Regions from separate parts of the Homo sapiens genome. Here region 2 is linked to region 1. A link is an interaction called in ENCODE POLR2A ChIA-PET data of the cell type or tissue named here. Cell type or tissue: IMR-90. All regions are shown on one strand. Links, peaks and the distances in the headings refer to the core of each region. The heading gives the core; the rest is flanking DNA. Region 1 overlaps OGA (O-GlcNAcase). Region 2 overlaps WBP1L (WW domain binding protein 1 like).

Region 1 (2,911 bases), core at 170-2,669:
GCCATTCCTACTTTTGAGAAACAGTCTAGTGTTGGGTAAGGCTTATAGGCAATTGTACTATAGTGTGATAAGTGTTGTAATAGTTTAATTTATAAAGTGCTGTGTGAACACGGGAGAGAGTGATTATTTTTGCTAAGAGATTTCACAGACTTTTAAGCTGGATCAAAGTATGAGGAGAGTTTGCTGGGCGTTAAAGGTTTGTGGGCTGGAGGTTAAAAACACTGAACACTGAAAATTTTTTTTTTTCTTTGAGACAGAGCCTCGCTCTGTTGCCCAGGCTGGAGTGCAGTGGCGCGATCTTGGCTCATTGCAACCTCTGCCTCCCTGGTTCAAGCGAGTCTCTGGCCTCAGCCTCCTGAGTAGCTGGGATTACTGGCGCACACCACCCCATCTGGCTGATTTTTATAGTTTTAGTAGAGACAGGGTTTCACCATGTTGGTCAGGCTGGTCTCGAACTCCTGACCTGGTGATCTGCCTGCCTCTGCCTCCCAGAGTTCTGGGATTACAGGCGTGAGCCACTGTGCCCAGCCTGAACACTGAACTTTTGAAGTTCCCTGAATTTTGGCCCATTTTGGCTACTGAAGTGTCATGATAGTATGTAGTAATATTAATAGTTGTCATCTGTTTCTCAATTCCATACCTCTGCTTTGAATTGTTTATTGAATTAATGTCTCCCTTTTGTTTGGCTCAGTCATTGTCATCCTCCTCCCCTCAATAAAAAACAAATTGGGAATATAATTTAAATGCTGTCAGCGTACATGGCACTTAACTCCTACATCTTTTAAGGCACAGCAAGGAACATACTAAGGGTGGCAGACACTATCCAAACCTGGGACATACGTAGGAAATATTAAGGAAAGCTAAGAATAGAGAGTTTTTAAGTACAAAATCAAAAAATTCAGACTTAATTTTCTCTACCACTATCCTGGCTCAGAGCTTTGTTGCCTTATGTGTGCTAATTTGTGGGTCTCTGTCGATTATCTCTTTTTTTTTTTTTTTTCTGAGACGGAGTCTTGCTCTTGTTGCTCAGGCTGGAGTGCAATGGCCCGATCTCAGCTCACTGCAACCTTTGACACCTGGGTTCAAGCAGTTCTCCTGCCTCAGCCTCCCGAGTAGCTGGGATTACAGGTGCCTGCCACCACGTCTGGCTAATTTTTTGTATTTTTAGTAGAGATGGGGTTTTACCATGTTGGCCAGGCTAGTCTCAAACTGCAGACCTCAGGTGATTTGCCCGCCTCAGCCTCCCAAAGTGCTGAGATTACAGGCATGAGCCACCATGCCTGGCCTCTTCTTTTTCCCTCAGCGCCTTTATTAATGAAGTTACAGTCGGTTGTAGTGGCTCACGCTTGTAATCTCAGCACTTTGGGAGGCCCAGGTGGGCAGATCACAAGGTCGAGTTCGAGACCAGTCTGGCCAACATGGTGAAACCCCATCTTCACGAATAATAGAAAAATTAGCTGGGCATGGTGGCATGCGCCTGTAGTCCCAGCTACTGGGGAGGCTCAGGTGGGAGAATTGCTTGAACCTGTGAGGCGGAGGTTGTAGTGAGCCAAGATCCTGCCACTGCACTCCAGCCTGGGTGATGGGGTGAGACTCCATCTCAAAAAAAAAAAAAAAAAAAAAGAAGTTACAAGGCCCTGAAGGCTATGCAATGTTTTCTTCATACGAAAAGCATGGTACTTTTGACCTTGACTTCCCAACAATTAGTACTCAGTAGACGGTTAAGATTGACTCTTCCACTGATACTAAAATTTATATTTCTTATTTCAATTGAGATTTTACATTTAACATTACGTTTAGGTTACTATCCTATATGAAGTGGTTTGGTGAAGGGTCTTGCTTTTATTTGAATTTTTATGTTTAAGGTTTGTTCTCATTCTGTTCTTTGTTTCTGTGGTTATACTGTGAAAACTAGTTGCATTTATTCTTCTCACTTGTCAGAAGGCTTTTGTAATCAAAACTATTTTTGTGCTTTTTTATTTTATTTTTTGCAGCTGACAGTGAAGATAGTACTGTGTCCATCCAGATAAAATTAGAAAATGAAGGCAGTGATGAAGATATTGAAACTGATGTACTCTATAGTCCACAGATGGCTCTAAAGCTAGCATTAACAGAATGGTTGCAAGAGTTTGGTGTGCCTCATCAATACAGCAGTGAGTTTGGCCATTCTTTGTTAAGGGGGTTAGATCACATAGTTGAGTCACAAAGTAAAGAACACTGTCTCCCGGGTGTGGTGGCTCACACCTGTAATCTCAGCACTTTGGGAGGCCGAGGCAGGCGGATCACCTGAGGTCAGGAGTTCGAGACCAGCCTGGCCAACATAGTGAAACCTTGTCCCTACTAAAAATACAAAGATTAGCCGGGCGTGGTGGCATGCGCCTGTCGTCCCACCTACTTGGGAGGCTGAGGCAGGACAGTCGCCTCAACCTGGGAGGCAGAGGTTGCAGTGAGCCAAGATTGAGCCACTGTACTCCAGCCTGGGTGACAGAGCGAGACTCTGTCTCAAAAAAAAGAACACTGTCATGTGCCTTACCTTATGCCCACTAAGCAAAGTGAAATTAAATGAAATTGGGGGATCTAGAGAATAAGGATTTTTAAATCTTACTTTTGGTCTTAAATATTAGCTTTTATTTTGATGGAATGCTAATTTCTCTTAAAAACATATTTTTTGAAGTAATTTAAGGGTTTTTAGACACAAATTTTCAAAAGAGAATGTAATAGTAGATGTTGGCATGTTTACCTCCCAACGCCCTTCCATTCCTGCATCCCTAGTAGTATAGAGAAATCTCATTTTTCTTAGAGGTCAAATTAATTTGGATCTAAAATTGAGGTTCCACTTAACAAATATGATAAAGCATCTTTCTGAATCTAATGTGTTCTATCTCTAATTCTGATTATCTGTGTGACCATT
Region 2 (2,911 bases), core at 238-2,737, 1.0 Mb before region 1:
AGTTCTGGAGGGCAGAGGCCTCATCTTCTATGTCTTTGACATTATCCTGAGCCTCTGACACAGTGCTGGGCAGAAAGTGGGCAACTCGATACATTATACTGTGTGTTAAATTCCAAGGCCAAGCATATACCCCCATGTCTATCATATCAACAAAAAAGATCTCTCAGAGTGCTTGCTTTCTTTTAAATGCCATGTTTTGGCCGGGCACAGTGACTTACACCTGTAATCCCAGCACTTTGGGAAACCAAGCCAGTACGATCACTTGAGCCCAGCCTGGGCAACATAGTTAGACTCTATAGGATCACTTGAGCCCAGCCTGGGCAACACAGTCAGACCCTATCTCTCTCTCTCTATATATATATATATATACATACATATAGTTTTTTTCTTTTTTTTTTTTTTTTTTTTTGATACAGGGTCTCGCTCTGTTGCCCAGGCTGGAGTGCAGTGGTGTGATCTCAGCTCACTACAGCCTCCACTTCCTGGGCTCAAGCCATCCTCCCACCTCAGCCTCCCACATAGCTGGGACCACAGGCACACAGCACCACACCCAGCCAAGTTTTGTATTTTTTGTAGAGATGGTGTTTTGCCATGTTACCCAGACTGGTCTCAAACTCCTGAGCTCAAGTGATCTGCCTAGCTTGGCCTCCCAAAATGCTGGGATTACAGGCGTGAGCCACCTCGCCCAGCCCATCTCTGTTATTTAAAAAATAAAAATAAAAAAATAGCTGGGCACAGTGGCTCATGCCTATAGTCCCAGGCCAGGGTGGCTGGCCTGTTATCCCAGCACTTTGGGAGCTCAAGGCAGGCGGATCACCTGAGGTCAGGAGATTTGAGACCAGCCTGGCCAACATGGTGAAACCTCGTCTCTACTAAAAATACAAAAATGAGCCGGGCGTGGTGGTAGGCACCTGTAATCCCAGCTACTCAGGAGGCTGAGGCAGGAGAATCACTTGAACCTGGGAGGCAGAGGCTGCGTGAGACAAGATCGCGCCACTGCACTCCAGCCTGGGCGGCAGAGTGAGACTGTGTCTCAAAAAAAAGCCATGTTTTAGCAACAGGGTATCTGACAAAACTTGTCTCTGCTTTCTCGGGATCTGATTTTAGCCTGTTTGTGGGACTTTCCAAAGTATTCCAAACATCAGGAACACACCCTGACAGAGAGAGGGGAGGACTCCTCAGAACAGAGTGTGGACCCAGCAGCACTGTCCAGCTGCCCTTGGCCCTGTGGTTTCTCTTTGGCCCAGGGCCCTATCCTCAATGACTGTGTGACAACCTCTCAGTCTCTGTGTGGAGAAAAGTGCTTGTGGTTTAGGATCTTGAGGTGCAATTTCCTGAAGACTGAGGAAGAAGAAGAGGGAACAAAGTGCAGCAAGAAAGAGCAGTAGCATTTTTGGGATCAATTTTTATTTGGGCTTCTCACAGTGGTTAGAGCCACTCTGTCTTCAGAACAATCACAGCACAGGAAATGCGTCACTGAGACTGCCCAGAAAAGTCTGACCAGCTGAATCTTATTGCTTAAAATACACATATTCACAATAACTGACAAAGGGTAACGTGCCTCACACAGGAATGTGTTCGCATTTGCAAATCTTCTGACTGGCTGTAGCACCAAACCCTCCACCGACCCCGTCTCATTCACGTGGAAAGCCAGCCTCAGTCACATCTCCCTGGCCCCCTAACGATTCCTTCAGCTCCCTATTAAATCTCTCTCTGAGCAGGGCAGCATCCTGTAGCGGGGGCCAAACTGTGACCTGGGAACCAAGCCCAGCTCCGCAGGTTGCATTTCCGTCTTCTCGTGCCTTTAGGATAGGACGCTGCAGTGAGTCCCACAGTTAACACTTGCCCAGTTCCCCACTCTAACTGGGGAAAGGAACTTGAGAGGCTCAGAACTCATCCATTTGATCTGTTAACTGAAAAAGGATTCATTTTGGTAAAACTTGTTCGCCTTTGAGACACTTCAGTGAGTTATTTGGGATTCTTAAAAAATAAAAAAAGGTGGAAGGAAAGGCATCTGAGGGGCTGTGACACACTCCGGCTACCTCTGGCCACACGCCAGCTTGCTTGTGCCTGTTGGACTCACCAGAGGCAGGCAGGCCCTGCGGCTCCTCTAGAGCCTGCAAAGCCTCCTCCTGGCAATTCTGGGCAGGGCCGATGTCTGGGCCACAGCTAGTCCAAGCCTGTCATTGAAGACCCAGTCAAGCTTCTGTCTGAAATTCCACCTTCTTCTGTCCCAAGTGGTTGTGGACACCCCCGGGCGCTGGTACTGAGGACCAGCAGCAGCCGAGGGAGGCAGACAGGCTCAGAGCACGCTTCCATTTATAGGGAACAGAACGCAGGCCTCCGAGTGTCCACGGAGCAATGTGCAAATCGCAGTGATGAGTAGAGTAAAACCTCTACTTCGAGCACAGTATCTCTGGCAAACACAGGGGACTGCAGTCGACAATGCTGCGGAGTACACCCGAGTACACAGTCAGACATTTGTTCGGTAAACAGTAAATGCGTAAGATCAATGACCTTGAGAGGCCTGTCTGTGCTCCAGACGTGTGGTTCACGTGGAGAGAATGGCTGCCACTCAAAGTATCTTCACAGGAAAACAGGGCTTGAGGCACACACACAACAGACAGACACACACGGCTCACCCAAAAAGTCACTGTGTACGGACTTAACTTTGTTCAACATGGATTTTGGTTTTGTGGAATCTAAATGCAGACACTCGTTTACCTCACACCCTTGGATTTGTCTGTTTTTGGACATATATATATATATTTTGTTTGTTTCTTTCTTTCTTCCATAACATCAATGCTTCGTCTGAATATCATCATCGTTCAAGAGTTGGGGGAAGAAAGACTTCATATGCACAGGGCCGGGTGGGGAATGTTTGTTTTGGCTGTTTGCTGCCTCCATTCAG

The links. Peaks named below come from ENCODE experiments on the same cell type or tissue, not always from the same donor. Only the 100,000 strongest peaks of a DNase experiment are listed, where the experiment ranks them.
Region 2: POLR2A ChIA-PET joins it to region 1 with 14 read pairs; 2 of 35 experiments call an interaction of 5 or more read pairs at or near these places.

The regions. Positions count from the first base shown.
Region 1 is chr10:101,799,484-101,802,394 of GRCh38, reverse strand. OGA (O-GlcNAcase) reads left to right here. Exons shown (of 16, transcript NM_012215.5): 8 at 1,995-2,153. Among named protein-coding and RNA genes, the nearest start is that of NPM3, 17 kb to the right of the region's middle. In IMR-90, for the core only: no CTCF peak of the experiment used is centred there; no DNase peak of the experiment used is centred there.
Region 2 is chr10:102,814,742-102,817,652 of GRCh38, reverse strand. WBP1L (WW domain binding protein 1 like) reads right to left here. Exons shown (of 4, transcript NM_001083913.2): 4 at 1,391-2,911. Among named protein-coding and RNA genes, the nearest start is that of CYP17A1-AS1, 16 kb to the left of the region's middle. RefSeq lists an enhancer at 1,700-2,233. In IMR-90, for the core only: a CTCF peak has its summit at 2,076; DNase peaks (open chromatin) are centred at 1,522 and 2,072; H3K27ac peaks cover 2,176 bases.